Linked DNA regions of Homo sapiens: region 1 is linked to region 2. The links are chromatin loops, found by intact Hi-C in ENCODE. Cell type or tissue: ovary. All regions are shown on one strand.

Region 1 (4,000 bases), 66 kb after region 2:
CTAGACAACATGGCAAAGCCCCATCTCTACTAAAAATACAAAAAATAGCTGGGCGTGATGGTGTGCACCTGTAATCCCAGCTATTAGGGAGGCTGAGGCAGGAGAATCACTTGAACCTGGGAGGCAGAGGTTGCAATGAGCCAAGATCGTGCCATTGCACTCCAGTCTGGGCAACAGAGTATGACTCTGTCTCACACACACACACAAAAGATTATAAAATATTATATTATCCATTTTTAAGACAAACATAAACACATGTCTATGTGGTTTTCTTAAATGTCTGGAAATAGAGACTCCAAAAGAGTCTGAAAATCCCAGTAGCAAAATTTATTGGCAGCAATTATCTCTAGGTGGTGAAATTATAGATAATTATTTTTCTTTCATCTTTGCACTTCTTTATATTATATTAATTTTTAGATTTTTTTCTGATTATTTTAAGTTTTTTATAATAAAAAGGTATGTATTACTTGTATAATGAAAAAATTGCTATTTTCATTGATGGAGTAAGGGGAGGAGGGAAAGAAAATGGAAAAATTATCCATTAGGAAAGAGAATTAAAAGAATCCCATGAAGGAAATGACTAGACTTGGAGAACTGGTAGGAAAGCCAGGCCACATGTGTGAGAAATTGTTTCTGGAACTGGATTCCTGTGGACTTATAAAGAATCTGACTTTTGTGAAGTATGGCCAAAAGACTAAAGAGAGTGAGTGTATGTGTTTGGCACATGTGAAGGCAAGCACGATGCAGTTAAATGGCAAATCTCCAAACAGCTGGGCAGGGTAAGTCGTGACATTTGTAATGTCAAAGTGAGACCCCGTCTCTACAAAAAACTTAAACAATAAAAACCTAGCGAGGCGTGGTGGCACACACCTGTAGTCCCAGGTACTTGCGAGGCTAAAGTGGGGGAATCTCCTGAGCCCAGGAGTTCAAGGCTGCAGTGAGCTGTGATCACACCACTGCACTCTAGCCTGGGTGAAAGCGCAAGACCCTGTCTCTAAAATAAACACACACTCACATACTTACATACATAGATGCAATATATCTATTAGTAGTTTGTTAAAAGAGATTATGGTACATTCCCTGCATATGGAATAAAATACAACCATTAAAAGTTAAGATGCAGGGAGGGCAGCCAAGATGGCCGAATAGGAACAGCTCCGGTCTACAGCTCCCAGCGTGAGTGACACAGAAGACGGGTGATTTCTGCATTTCCATCTGAGGTACCAGGTTCATCTCACTAGGGAGTGCCAGACAGTGGGCACAGGACAGTGGGTGCAGTGCACCGTGCACGAGCCGAAGCAGGGCGAGGCATTGCCTCACTCGGGAAGCACAAGGGGTCAGGGAGTTCCCTTTCCTAGTCAAAGAAAGGGGTGACAGACGACACCTGGAAAATCGGGTCACTCCCACCCTAATACTGCACTTTTCCAACGGGCTTAAAAAACGGCGCACCAGGAGATTATATCCCGCACATGGCTTGGAGGGTCCTACACCCACAGAGTCTCGCTGATTGCTAGCACAGCAGTCTGAGATCAAACTGCAAGGTGGCAGCGAGGCTGGGGGAGGGGTGCCCGCCATTGCCCAGGCTTGCTTAGGTAAACAAAGCAGCTGGGAAGCTAGAACTGGGTGGAGCCCACCACAGCACAAGGAGGCCTGCCTGCCTCTGTAGGCTCCACCTCTGAGGGCAGGGCACAGACAAACAAAAAGACAGCAGTAACCTCTGCAGACTTAGATTTCCCTGTCTGACAGCTTTGAAGAGAGCAGTGGTTCGCCCGGCACGCAGCTGGAGATCTGAGAATGGGCAGACTGCCTCCTCAAATGGGTCCCTGACCCCTGATCCCTGAGCAGCCTAACTGGGAGCCACCCCCGAGTAGGGGCAGACTGACACCTCACACGGCCAGGTACTCCTCAGAGACAAAACTTCCAGAGGAACGATCAGACAGCAGCATTCGCAGTTCACAAAAATCTGCTGTTCTGCAGCCACTGCTGCTGATACCCAGGCAAACAGGGTCTGGAGTGGACCTCTAGCAAACTCCAAGAGACCTGCAGCTGAGGGTCCTGACTGTTAGGAGGAAAACTAACAAACAGAAAGGACATCCACACCAAAAACCCATCTGTACATCACCATCATCAAAGACCAAAAGTATATAAAACCACAAAGATGGGGAAAAAACAGAGCAGAAAAACTGGAAACTCTAAAAAGCAGAGTGCCTCTCCTCCTCCAAAGGAACGCAGTTCCTCACCAGCAACGGAACAAAGCTGGACGGAGAATGACTTTGATGAGTTGAGAGAAGAAGGCTTCAGACAATCAAACTACTCCGAGCTACAGGAGGAAATTCAAACCAAAGGCAAAGAAGTTAAAAACTTTGAAAAACATTTAGACGAATGTATAACTAGGATAACCAATACAGAAAAGTGCTTAAAGGAGCTGATGGAGCTGAAAGCCAAGGCTGGAGAACTATGTGAAGAATGCAGAAGCCTCAGGAGCCGATGCAAACAACTGGAAGAAAGGGTATCAGTGATGGAAGATGAAATGAATGAAATGAAGGGAGAAGGGAAGTTTAGAGAAAAAAGAATTAAAAGAAACAAACAAAGCCTCCAAGAAATATGGGACTATGTGAAAAGACCAAATCTACGTCTGATTGGTGTACCTGAAAGTGACGGGGAGAATGGAACCAAGTTGGAAAACACTCTGCAGGATATTATCCAGGAGAACTTCCCCAATCTAGCAAGGCAGGCCAACATTCAGATTCAGGAAATACAGAGAACACCACAGAGATACTCCTCGAGAAGAGCAACTCCAAGACACATAATTGTCAGATTCACCAAAGTTGAAATGAAGGAAAAAATGTTAAGGGCAGCCAGAGAGAAAGGTCAGATTACCCAAAAAGGGAAGCCCATCAGACTAACAGCTGATCTCTCAGCAGAAACTCTACAAGCCAGAAGAGAGTGGGGGCCAATATTCAATATTCTTAAAGAAAAGAATTTTCAACCCAGAATTTCATATCCAGCCAAACTAAGCTTCATAAGTGAAGGAGAAATAAAATACTTTACAGACAAGCAAATGCTGAGAGATTTTGTCACCACCAGGCCTGTCCTAAAAGAGCTCCTGAAGGAAGCACTAAACCTGGAAAGGAACAACCGGTACCAGCCACTGCAAAATCATGCCAAATTGTAAAGACCATCAAGGCTAGGAAGTAACTGCATTAACTAACGAGCAAAATCACCAGCTAACATCATAATGACAGGATCAAATTCACACATAACAATATTAACTTTAAATGTAAATGGACTAAATGCTCCAATTAAAAGACACAGACTGGCAAATTGGATAAAGAGTCAAGACCCATCAGTGTGCTGTGTTCAGAAAACCCATCTCACATGCAGAGACACACATAGGCTCAAAATAAAAGGATGGAGGAAGATCTACCAAGCAAATGGAAAACAAAAAAAGGCAGGGGTTGCAATCCTTGTCTCTGACAAAACAGAGTTTAAACCAACAAGATCAAAAGAGACAAAGAAGGCCATTACATAATGGTAAAGGGATCAATTCAACAAGAAGAGCTAACTATCCTAAATATATATGCACACAATACAGGAGCACCCAGATTCATAAAGCAAGTCCTGAGCGACCTACAAAGAGACTTAGACTCCCACACAATAATAATGGGAGACTTTAACACCCCACTGTCAACATTAGACAGATCAACGAGACAGAAAGTTAACAAGGATACCCAGGAATTGAACTCAGCTCTGCACCAAGTGGACCTAATAGACATCTACAGAACTCTCCACCCCAAATCAACAGAAGATACATTTATTTCAGCACCACACCACACCTATTCCAAAATTGACCACATGCTTGGAAGTAAAGCTCTCCTCAGCAAATGTAAAAGAACAGAAATTATAACAAACTGTCTCTCAGACCACAGTGCAATCAAACTAGAACTCAGGATTAAGAATCTTACTCAAAACCGCTCAACTACATGGAAACTGAATAACC
Region 2 (4,000 bases):
TCCTAGGTCCCCACAAAGTGCCTGAAGATAGGAAACACTTGATGTGCTTGTTAAGCACAGAGCACCGGGGCCTGAGCTTGGTTGCGGGGGGTATTTAACAAGCTACTCAGTGACTCTGACCCGAGGAAAGTCTAGGAAATACTCCTCTACCCAGTGGTTCTCAAGCTGCACCCCACAGAGCCCTGAGGTCTCTCAAGGATTCTTCAACACTACAGGTGTGGCATAAAAGTGAGAAGGAAGGATGAGTGTGCGAAACTCAAGGCCCCCACCCCTGCTGCAACCTGATAATGGTGAATCATGGTAGCAAATGCTCACTAAACCCTTCTGTACTAGGCACTATACATGCATTATCTCATTAATCCTTACTGTAACCCTATGAAGTAGGTTTTTTTCTTTTCTTTTTTTTCTTTTTTTTTTTTTTTTTTTTTTTTGAGACGGAGTCTTGCTCTGTCGCCCAGGCTGGAGTGCAGTTGCTCGATCTCGGCTCACTGCAAGCTCCGCCTCCCGGGTTCACGCCATTCTCCTGCCTCAGCCTCCTGAGTGGCTGGGACTATAGGTGCCCGCCACCACGCCCGGCTAATTTTTTTGTATGTTTAGTACAGACGAGGTTTCACCATATTAGCTAGGATGGTCTCGATCTCCTGACCTCGTGATTCGCCCGCCTCGGCCTCCCAAAGTGTGGGGATTACAGGCTTGAGCCACCGTGCCTGGCCTGAAGTAGGTTTTATTACAATCTCTATTTTACGAATGAGAAAGCTAAGGCTCAGAGGGTAAGTAGCTTGTCCAAGGTCACACACCTCATAAGTGGCAGAGCTGGAATTCGAATTCTGAAACTCCTTCCCATTACGTCATGCTAACCTTGAAGAAGCTCCACTTATATTTGTTTTATCTGTTATTGGGGGCCTTGTCTACAGAATGTATTCTATTGCTAATACAAATTTGAAAATATTAACTTAAAAACACACACACACCATTTATAAATTTAGAATAGGAGAGGAGGCCGGGCATGGTGGCTTACACCTGTAAACCCAGCACTTTGGGAGGCTGGGGTGGGCAGATTGCTTGAGCCCAGGAGTTCAAAAGCAGCCTGGGAAATATAGTGAGACCCCCCCGCCCCACCTTAAAAAATTAAAAAAAAAAAAAAAAGAAAAGGAAAGCAGACTTTATTTTTTATAAGGTGTTATAGTCCGCAAGGTAGCCATCCCACAGACTGGGAAGCACAGCCTCCAGCCAAGACCAGAGAGACGGGCACTTGGAAGGAAGAGAAGTTGGGGTAGGAGCTTTATGCCAACCCGGCTGGCTAAACATACATATTCAATAGGTTGCAGGAAGTGCTATGTATACTCATGAAGGTAGTCCTGACACGGGCGTATTGAAACAATATGTATATAACATATGACCCATGTTCACCTTGGGATGGAGACTGAACATTGAAATGTATTACAGCTAGGCCCTATATGTCAAAAGGTCTTTTTAGCAAATGATGGCACTTAAGTGCACAGCCTCTGTAAGCCAGCCGGGACCAGTCCATGTTTGGTGGTCTTCCTATCAGGAGAAAGTTACAGAAATCAGTCTCTTATTCAATCACAGATACGATACAGCTGGTAGAACAGGGGATCAGTTAGTCAGTGTCTGCGAGCTGGATGAGCTGTAATTGTTTTAATCTTGCTTATCTTGAGTCCAGTTCTTGTTCAGCAGCTAGAGGAGGGGATAAAATCTCGTGGCAGTTAGAACATGTTCTTTTTTTTTTTCTGCGACAGCGTCTTGCCCTGTCACCCAGACTGGAGGGCAATGGCACAATCATGGCTCACTGCAGCCTTGACCTCCCTGGCTCAATTGATCCTCCTACCGCAGCCTCCTGAGTAGCTGGGACCACAGGCATGTGCCACCATGCATGGCTAATTTTTTTATTTTTTGTAGAGATGGGATTTTGCCATGTTGCCCAGGCTGGTCTCGAACTCCTGACCTCACGTGATCCCTCCACCTTGACCTCCCAAATTGCTGGGAATACAGGCATGAGCCACCCACTGGGCCCACAGTTTATTCTTTAAGGCGTGTGTGACTTAACCCTTGCCTGGCATAGCCTTAGATCCTGTGTATAATATGGTATCTTATTGTAACAAAGAGTCTGTTCTGTCAATCTTATGGTCTCTATTTTAACCTGAACGCTGGTCAGTTGTGTTAAAACCATAAAAGAGAGGGGGAATAATGAGGCATGTCTGACCCCCTGCCTCGTCATGGCCAGGAACTGAGTTTTAAGGCTTTTCTAGAGTCCCCTTGGCCACAAGGGGTTTGTTCAGTCAGTGAGACACTTAGGATTTTCTTTTTAGTTTACAAAAACATACCTAGTCTGATCCCTACCTTTTATACAAGAAGAATCAAAGCCCTGGAGAGGTGAAATAATATGTGGTCACAAAGCTGGTAGCTTCCCCAAGAGAGGCTAACTCTGAACCGGCTTCTGTCCCGAGCCAGAGTGTGCCCAAGGTCAACATGGCCTGCGACATTTCCACCTGCAGTCTGGAGGGCCTCCACCCAGATTCCTAAGGCCAGTGGACACCATCTGCTGAGGAAGAGTTATGGCCCCAGCTAAGGGCTGGATCCAGTACTAGGGGCACTTAGCCAAAGGAGAAAACAAATGTCACAGTTTATTGTGAGCAAATTTATCATCTTGTTACATGGGACCATGACTTCTTTGTCAGCCTGCCTCACATCCCTGCAACTGCAACTGAATCTGATCCTCTTTCACTCCTGTTCTAATGAATGTCCCTGTGGCTTAGGGCCTCCAGAAAGGGTGAAATACTTTTTTCTCAAGGTGGCTGTATTTCATGTGCTGGTGACATTTCTCTCTTCCCTGAGACTGGTTCATCAATCATTTGGAGATGTTTTGTAACCAAAGGGCAAATGTATTTCTCAGAGGAGCAGCCTCCACTCCAGCTCCCTAAGCCAAGGCCAGGTGATTAGGGAAGGGTTTGGGGAGCAGCCAGCCCCTGTCTTCCCAAACTAGCCATCTGGGAAGTGAGCATGCTCGCCTTTTGCTCCCTCTGGGGAATGGACGCACCGCAAGATGCCTGTGAGTCCTGCTCCTGGAACATTTGGGTTTTTGCCAGGCTACTGTCCCTCTGAGGGGGAGAAGGAAAGTTTTATAAGCTTCACATGCACTCTTTGCTTGGGGAATCCAGTTGAGCCTCCAGGTTGATTTATTTGATTAAGTATCCAAGACCTAGTGTTTTAGTTAGTTCCCCCTGTCCCCCACCCCAGGGCTATTGTCAAAGCTATCCTTTCATATTGAGAAATCAATTTTCCTCACTTTGCTGAAATGAATTCACATAGTGCTCATTTTGGAGAGGACTTCACCCTGCAGGAGACTTCTTGAATGATGCACCTCTTGACACTGCGCTCTCGGAGGGGCTTAGATTCGAAGGGGTAGTCTTGGCTCCTTTTATGGGCTCCTGGTGCTCTCAGGTTTCTTTTTTTTCTTTCTTTCTTTTTTTTTTTCCCGAGACAGAGTCTCGCTCTGCCGCCCAGGCTGGAGGGCAGAGGCGCGATCTCGGCTTACTGCAAGCTCCGTTTCCCGGGTTCATGCCATTCTCCTGCCTCAGCCTCCTGAGTAGCTGGGACTACAGGCGCCCACCGCCATGCCCAGCTAATTTTTTCTTTTTTTCTTTTTTTTGTATTTTTAGTAGAGACGGGATTTCACCGTGTTGGCCACGATGGTCTCGATCTCCTAACCTCGTGATCTGCCTGCCTCGGCCTTCCAAAGTGCTGGGATTACAGGCGTGAGCCACTGCGCCCGGCCCTCAGGTTTCTAAAGAAGGCAGTTCTACCAGACAGCCTTTAAGCATCTCTTGTCATTGCATGGCAGATGGATCGCAGAGAACTGCCTGCATTTCTCGCAGTTGTAACATCTCTGATATATCTCAGCAGAAAGTCCCACAATAAGCAAATCTGACCAAGGAAATCTGACATTTGTAGCAAGAGCAGTACTGCAATGCCGCACGTC

The links. A loop is a pair of places that touch in the nucleus more often than their neighbours do. Peaks named below come from ENCODE experiments on the same cell type or tissue, not always from the same donor. Only the 100,000 strongest peaks of a DNase experiment are listed, where the experiment ranks them.
Region 1: a loop joins it to region 2, with 19 times the contacts of the local background. A loop is called at or near these places in 1 of 110 quality-filtered maps.

Annotation. Positions count from the first base shown.
Region 1 is chr5:79,901,173-79,905,172 of GRCh38, forward strand. All of the region lies in intron 2 of LOC105379048 (a long non-coding RNA gene), which reads left to right. Among named protein-coding and RNA genes, the nearest start is that of LINC01455, 33 kb to the right of the region's middle. In ovary, no CTCF peak of the experiment used is centred here; no DNase peak of the experiment used is centred here.
Region 2 is chr5:79,835,379-79,839,378 of GRCh38, forward strand. No RefSeq gene overlaps it. Among named protein-coding and RNA genes, the nearest start is that of LINC01455, 99 kb to the right of the region's middle. In ovary, no CTCF peak of the experiment used is centred here; no DNase peak of the experiment used is centred here; H3K27ac peaks cover 2,630 bases.